Regions from separate parts of the Homo sapiens genome. Here region 2 is linked to region 1. A link is an interaction called in ENCODE POLR2A ChIA-PET data of the cell type or tissue named here. Cell type or tissue: Panc1. All regions are shown on one strand.

Region 1 (4,000 bases):
AGGTCTGCTTTTAGAAATAAGTTCCCACACCTTCAGCCTTTATCACAAACAAGATTTTTCACTGATTGTACATGAAAAGCACACCATACTTACCTCACTGGTGGCCAGGCAAATTAAACATGATAATGTGTGTGAAAGCACCATGCACAGCATCTATTACACTGCAGGAGCTCAAGAAATATTTGAATCTGGATCTGAAGCACCAGCTGGAATTCCCAAGTCTCGTTATAAGAATGGAAGGGGCCAGTTTACTCCAATTTCAGCATCTTAACACGGGCACAGATGCTCTTCCAGCATCAATAGCTTTAGAGGTAGTGGTTTGTTTCTCTGTTGCACAGCTGAGGGAACGCTAAGGGCTTTACATACATTAGTGGCTAATTCTCACAACAATCCTCCAAGGGAGGTTTCACTATTCTCATTTTACACATAAAGGAACAGGAGTTAAAAGGAGTTAAGTACTTGCCCAAAGTCAGCTGGTTCATCAGGAACCGGGACTCAAGGTCTATGCAATTCCCAAGTCCATGCTCTATTACACCATATTAGCTGGGGGACATAATAGAGCCTTAAAGTGTTCTAAGACCAACAGAAGCAAAACAAGTGAGCTCCAGTTTCCAGCTGGGATCTACAACCTCAGGCAACTGAAGCTACCTAACCTCTATTTCCTCATACATTACAAAAAGAAAAAGAAGTTATCTTCCAACTCTAAGTTTAATGATTCCATCACTTTTTTCCTTTCTTTACTTTCTCTTTTTCCTCCTTCCTCTGCTACCTCCTAATATGGTCCAAAATGTGTTGGATACATCTATATTTTTTAAAGAAAAAGGATCTAAAATTGCATGCAATTATAGCACTGATCTTCCAAACAGAGATTAGACGGGCATGGTTTCTTATGTACTTCAAGAGATCAATTTTTCAGTCAGCTAAAAAAAAAAAAAACACATGGTTCTCCTTAGTAGTCGTTAGAGCAGTACTGGCTTACTGGGATAGAAATACAGTAATACACCACTTTTCAGAATTCAGGTTTCTGGCAACCCATCAGACAATTAACCAGTTCTGGGGAGAAGGGACAGCCAAGAAATATTTCCCAAAAAGACTTTCCTAAATGCACACTCAATTTATAAAGGACAATAATATATTACAAGCTTTTCTCATTTTGCAATCTTATGATCAAAATTGAAAGCTAATTTCTAAGATAATGAAGGACTATATTAGAGAAATAGAGAACATTTTCCATAATAACCTATCTCCTTCTCCACCACCACCACTCTGACAAAAATGGAAAACGAAAAAAACAAACAACAAAAAAAAAGTTGTAATTCTCTAACTTACTACCTTAAAAAAAAATGGTAATGGCCAGGCGCAGTGGCTCATGCCTGTAATCCCAGCACTTTGGGAGGCCAAGGCGGGCAGATCACCTGAGGTCGGGAGTTCAAGACCAGCCTGGCCAACATGGAGAAACCCCATCTCTACTAAAAATACAAAATTAGCTGGGCGTGGTGTCGGGCGCCTGTAATCCCAGCTACTCCGGAGGCTGAGGCAGGAGAATCGCTTGAACCCGGGAGACGGAGGTTGCAGTGAGCCGAGATCACGCCATTGCACTCCAGGCTGGGTGACCAAGGGCGAGACTCCGTCTCAAAAAAAAAAAAAAAAAATGGTAAATATATAGAAACAGTAACCAACCACTTAGGAAGCCAAAAAATAAAATGGTTTTTAACTTCCAGATACTAACCCCCAGTCATGATCTGTTACTAATTCCTTACCCTCTTCTTCTCACCCAACCTGGGGTTGGGGTGGAGATCTAAAATCCTTTACAGATGTTCCATCTAATTTCCAGACAAAATTATTACCTGTTTCCACACCTGTGTCTCCTGAGTGTGTCACCTCGTTAGGTTCAATTATTCTTAAATTTCTCAGTTGAAAATCCTGGTGATTCACCCTTAAGGAGAGAAAGAACAGGAAGTTGCAGACTTTGACCACAATAAACGTGGCAAGGCTCAGTTAGAGGAGGCATCGCTTAACTTAGCAGTTCTCTAACATGAGTCAGAAGAACTTTCACCCCCATTATCAGTGGCAGAATAAATAAAAGTTTGATGTAAAACTTGCAGGTGTAAAACATCCCCATGGCAGGTTAACCTTCTCAGTTGCAGCTTCTAGTTCATAAATTCTCACACCTCCTATTTAACTAGACTAAGAAGACTTATTTTCAATGTTTTTTCCTTACACAAGTTCTATTTGGTTCTTTTTCACATCTGCCCGTTCTTTCTTTATGGTGTCCTATTCTTGCACTCTGGTTTCTATGCCTTCTCTTTGTGCCTTCATTACTGTAGGCCCTTATTTTATAATTTCTCCCATACTTTCAAATAGATCTTGGGAGACTAACCCTCATGTTTGCTAGGTCTGCTGCCTCTCCCTCTTGGTGGTTCATTCCTTCTGCGTTTTGTGATCTTTTATTAAGAGCTTATCTTCAATAGAGGCTATTTATCTATGAGAATGTGATGGGTCCTGGTTTGTACAAGCAGTTCTGTTATTGTTTGCTTCTAAGACTTTCACATTAATTTATTAGCTAGAAGATTTACACACAAACTTCTTGTTCCCATATGGGGATAGTCTAATGCCCTGGACACCAGGCATGAAGGTCTATATCTGCATCTGGTAACTTTCCCAGGCTCAGGTTACTAGCATACCACTCAGGCGTTAGGTTCCCTCTACATTTTTGGCACTTGAGGATTTCTCTTTCTTTCAAGTTCATTCAGTCAACAAATATTTATTGAAAAATCTTCCATAATCCAGGCCCTATTCTGGACACAACAGTGAACAAAACAGACAAGATCTCTGACTTTAACAAATTAAGATGGGGCAAGGCAGGGGGATGGGCAGAAGACAGGGAAGAGAAGGCAACAGACACAAAACAAGTACACAATACGTCAAGTAATAAGAACGTGTTTTGTGAAAAAAAGTAAAGCACAGCAAGGGGAAGAAAGCATCAAGGAGGTAAGGGGAAGGATTATTTCATATGGGGTAGCCAGGGACAGCCTCTATTATAACAGACAACATTTTAACACAGACCTAAAAAGAGTGAGGAAGCAAGCCATGTGAACGGCTAGGGGAACAATGTTCCAGGACAACAGCAAGTGCAAAGGCCATGAGGCAGGAGTATGTCTAGTTTACCTGAGGAAAAGCAAGAAGGTCAGCGCAGTGTGATTGTATCAGGGGATGGGGAGGTAAGTGGTTCAGAGACAACATCATTGAGGCACCAGGGGGCCTACTGTGGGGCCATAGAAAAGGTTTTGAATTTTACTCAGCTATGAACTCAATTAAGTTATAATTTAACCGCATTTTTACATGTTGGTAAAGACAGAGAGGGACACATTAGCTCAGTCTACCACACGGTAAGAACCAGATAACCAGGCAGCTTTACCAATGACTCTAGGCCTGCTTTCATATGGCTGTGACTTTAGTTTTACTGGACAGAATGGGATGTTCTTAACGAGAGTAAACATATTATTCTTTCATAAAAAAGTAAGACACCCCAATATGTCTTCTAAAATATAAATACAAATATCCTCAACAAAATACCAGCAAACGGAATCTAGAACAATATAAAAAGGATCATCATCGCCAAGTGGGTCTTATCCCAGGAATACAAGGTTGGCTCAATATATGAAAAATCAATTATTATAACAGGCCATATCAATAGAATAAAGAACAAAATCTACATGGTCTTCTCAACAAACGCAGAAAAAGCACGACAAAATCCAATGCCCCTTCAAGTTAAAAGTACTCAGCAAACTAGAAGAAAAATTCCTCAACCTGACAAAAGTTATTACAAAACCTACAGCTAACATCATTCTTAATGCTGAAAGACTGAATGCTTTCCCCTATAATCTAGGGAATGTCTACTCTTGGCAGAGTAGACAGGGATGTCTACTCTTGGCATTTCTATTCAACATTGTACCAGAAGTTCTATCTAGGGTAAGTAGGCAAGAAAATGAAACAAAAG
Region 2 (4,000 bases), 200 kb after region 1:
TTAAGGAGGTAGAGGTTACTGAAACCCAGAGTTTGAGCCTATAGGAATGGTAATATCAATATTAGAAGCAAAGTAAGGAGAAGAGAGAAGGTAAGAAAAACCAGGAGAGAGAAGATAAAATCACCTTTAGACCCTTTTAATTTTCATGTTATTGCGTTGTAGGCACTTGGAAATAGCAGGCTAGGCTGGGCACAGTGGCTCATGTCTGTAATCCTAGCACTTTGGGAGGCCAAGGCAGGAGGATCACTGGAGGCCAGGAGTTCAAGACCAGCCTGGGCAACATAGTAAGACCCCATCTCCACTAAACAAATTAAAAAATTAGCCAGGTGTGGCAGCATGCCCTGTAGTCCTAGCTACTCAGGAGGCTGAGGTGGAAGGATTGCCTGAGCCTAGGAGTTCGAGGCTGCAGTGAGCCATGATCACACCACTGCATTGCAGCCTGGGTGACAGAGTGATACCCCTGCCTCTAAAAAAAAAAAAAAAAAAAAAGGGTGGGGCCAGTTGCAGTGGCTCAGGCCTATAATCCCAGCACTCTGGGAGGCCAAGGCAGGTGGATCATCTGAGGTCAGGAGTTCAAGACCACCCTGACCAACAAGGAAAAAACCTGTCTCTACTAAAATACAAAATTAGCTGGGCCTGGTGGCACATGCCTGTAATCCCAGCTTCTCAGGAGGCTGAGGCGGGAGAATCGCTTTGAACCTGGGAGGTGGATGTTGCAGTGAGCCGAGATCGTACCATTGCACTCAAACCTGGGCAACAAGAGTGAAACTCCGTCTCAAAAAAAAACAAAACAAGCAGGCTGGAAAATGGGGAGGAGGACCTGATCAGAACTAAAGACCAGGGAGTGAGTCGTCTACACAAAAATAACAATAGGGAGGCTCAAGAGTCTATAATGTTTTTGTAGGGAAAAGTAAAATGAGAAAGAACATAGTGGAGGACTGAGCTTTGGGGAAGAGCCAAAGCTGGGCAAAGGGAACAGATGAACTTGTTAAAGGAGAAAAGCATGTAGACAAGGAATAAGAGATCTAGGATAGTATCACATGGGCCTCGAGAAGAGTTCTAGGAATGAGGCAGTGTAAATAGTGTAAAGCTGTAAAGAGGTCAAGGAGAATGAAGACTGAGCAAAAGTTGAACTTGGTAACAGCTGAACTTGGCAATTAGATCATTAGAGACCTTCAAGACCTTCAATAGGACAGAAATCATACTACTATTTGCATGCATTATTTTCCATCTCAAATGTTTTTTGTGTTTGAATAAAAGTCAAGAGAGATAATAGAAAAGTAGCTTTCTGTTGAGGTCTTTTCATCATAAAACTAGCAGTAACCTCAGTATTTAACACTTTTACCCTCGGAGATATGTGTAACCATTTTTCCCCAGTGGTGTGAGCCTTTGATATAGTCACTCCTTAGCAAGCACTACATGAAGCAACTTTTACTAAGCAATCAAAGATAGCTGATACTTATTTTTACTCTCAGTTTACCTCTCTGAAGGAGAATAAGCTAATAAAATATTATATGGGCTGATAAATTTCAGATTATTATATACAAGGCTGGGATACTCCCAGACGCAGGCTACTTCCTGGCAACTAATTTCCAGGTAAGGGATTGCATGACTCGTATCTCTCTCCACATTTTTTGCTCTTTTAGGTCTTGGCATGGTCACACCTATCAATGACCTTCCTGGTGCAGATACATCCTCATATGTGAAGGGAGAAAAACTTACTCGCTGTAAACTTGCCAGCCTGTACAGACTTGTAGACTTGTTTGGATGGGCACACCTGGCAAATACCTATATCTCAGTGAGTTCTTCAGCTTTCAATTCCTTTTTTAAAAAATTCCAGCTAGAAGGCAACTATACTCTTCTTACCTTTACCTGGAAGTCCAGTTTTCAGACTTATTCTCTAAACCTAGTATGCTAGATCACAACCAAATACTGATTTAAACCTTATACCCAAGGGAGAGGCTCCAATTCCCCCACCTTTCTTCTCCCCTTACTATCTATGTTGTTCCAAGTTCCTTTGGTTCAGACCAACTGTAGAATCTATCCAGGAAGAAATCCTTCTGGCAAAATTGTCCCTCTCCATGATAATTATGTCTGAGCATCAGTGGCTTTAAAAAGCATTTGAGGCAAGGAAGATAGAGGAGGTCAGGGAAGTTTCCTCCCTGGTCTTTATTTTTAAAATATATTCTTTCCATTCACCATCATATTTTTATTTTGCCACACTTGGAAAAAGATGCTATTTGGAAACAAAAGAGGATTAAAATATTGTACAATGGAAATGGTACAGATGCAGTCCATCAAGAATCTTTCTTCCTTTCCACCTTCCATCTTTATTTTAATTCCTTCCTAGGAAGAGATTTTGTTCTCTTTCCTTTGCCCATTTTGCCTTAACTTCCAAGTTATAAATTAAGGTTATAATTATTACCACATTGGCTTGAATAATATTAGCATTTATTTTTCATGAACATAGCTGACCCTAAATAACCTTAGAGCCCCAAAATAACACTTTTAGGTAAGTCCAGTAAATAAGAAACTAAAGTCAGAATTTTTTAGCAAGTACTTGAGGGAAACTTTAGGAAAGTTTCATGTTGTAGACCTTTAATTTTTGCTTTGTTGGTTTTTTTTTTCCTGATCTCTTACAATTATTCATTGTAAATATATTTGTAGTCATGTTTCCACTGCAAAATATGAACCACTTCATAGTAATTCCCTGTTGTTTTTTTTTCCAGGTAAGAATAAGTAAGGAGCAAGACCACATTATAATAATTCCCAGAGGCCTATCTTTTTCTGAAGCTACAGCCTCCAATTTGGTATAATTTTCCATTCCTGTGTTGCTTTTTCTGAGCTTTCTTTGGCTTTTCTGACAGTTCTTAGCTTTTAGCACAGGACAGAATAAGAAGGTATGGATGGAAAAACATTTACTAGTGAACAGTGAAGGGAATTTGAACTATGTTGTTTTAGGGAAAAGCTTTAGAGAATAGCGTAATTGAAGAGACTAATAAATGAGTTGGTCTTATCAGTTAACTTGTCTATGTTTTGAAGGGAATCGTGATTTTTTTTTTTTTACCACCCTATACACTCAGAAATTTGTGTAAAAAAATTGTGTAAAAAAAACACACACGGCCAGGTGCAGTGGCTCACGCCTGTAATCCAAGCACTTTGGGAGGCTGAGGCAAGTGGATCACGAGGTCAGGAGTTCAAGACCAGCCTGACCAACATGGTGAAACCCCATCTCTACTAAAGATAACAAAAAATTAGCTGGGCGTGGTGGCACACACCTGTAATCCCGGCTACTCGGGAGGCTGAGGCAGGAGAATCGCTTGAATCCATAAGGTAGAGGTTGCAGTGAGCCAAGATCGCACCATTGCACTCCAGCCTGGGCTACAGGGCGAGACTCTGTCTTCAATACACACACACACACACACACACACACACACACACACACACACACACACACACACAATGTTCATAGCTAGATTTAAACAAAGTTCAGCTGGTATGAGTATAGGATCTGACCTTAGTATTTTATCTTTTCCATGACTACTCCTAGCCACTGTCATCAGCTTACAGAGTGACAGGAGCTACCTTGGTTCTGGGTGCTTGCTGCAATGTTAGCAAATAGAAGTTTTCTAGCCAATTCTATACATGCCAGACTTGTTCAGACCTCCGATGAAGAGCTTAAGTTTCTCCTTTTCTTGGAAACTGTACTTCTTGCCAAGTACCAAGTTTTGTTGCACCTGTTTTATAAATAAAGTTTTATGGGAACAAAGCTATACCTGTTAACTTACAGATTGTTTATGGCTGCTTTTGTACTGCAGCTGCAGATTTGAGTAATTGCAGCAGAGGCCCACAAAGTCCAAAATATTTGCTATCTGACCTTTTACAAAAAGGTTTGCTACCCCCTGGTTTAGCTTGTGAAACACAAACTTTGATACGTATATACCAGTTAAATATGTCCTTCTGATTTTTTCCAGGTGAAAGTCAATATAATAGGAGAAGT

The links. Peaks named below come from ENCODE experiments on the same cell type or tissue, not always from the same donor. Only the 100,000 strongest peaks of a DNase experiment are listed, where the experiment ranks them.
Region 2: POLR2A ChIA-PET joins it to region 1 with 6 read pairs; 3 of 35 experiments call an interaction of 5 or more read pairs at or near these places.

The regions. Positions count from the first base shown.
Region 1 is chr10:109,913,164-109,917,163 of GRCh38, forward strand. It overlaps XPNPEP1 (X-prolyl aminopeptidase 1), which reads right to left. Exons shown (of 21, transcript NM_020383.4): 2 at 1,848-1,936. Among named protein-coding and RNA genes, the nearest start is that of XPNPEP1, 8.3 kb to the right of the region's middle. RefSeq lists an enhancer at 73-728. In Panc1, no CTCF peak of the experiment used is centred here; a DNase peak (open chromatin) is centred at 1,971.
Region 2 is chr10:110,114,613-110,118,612 of GRCh38, forward strand. It overlaps ADD3 (adducin 3), which reads left to right. Exons shown (of 15, transcript NM_016824.5): 4 at 1,647-1,798; 5 at 2,730-2,810; 6 at 3,975-4,000. Among named protein-coding and RNA genes, the nearest start is that of MXI1, 91 kb to the right of the region's middle. In Panc1, no CTCF peak of the experiment used is centred here; no DNase peak of the experiment used is centred here.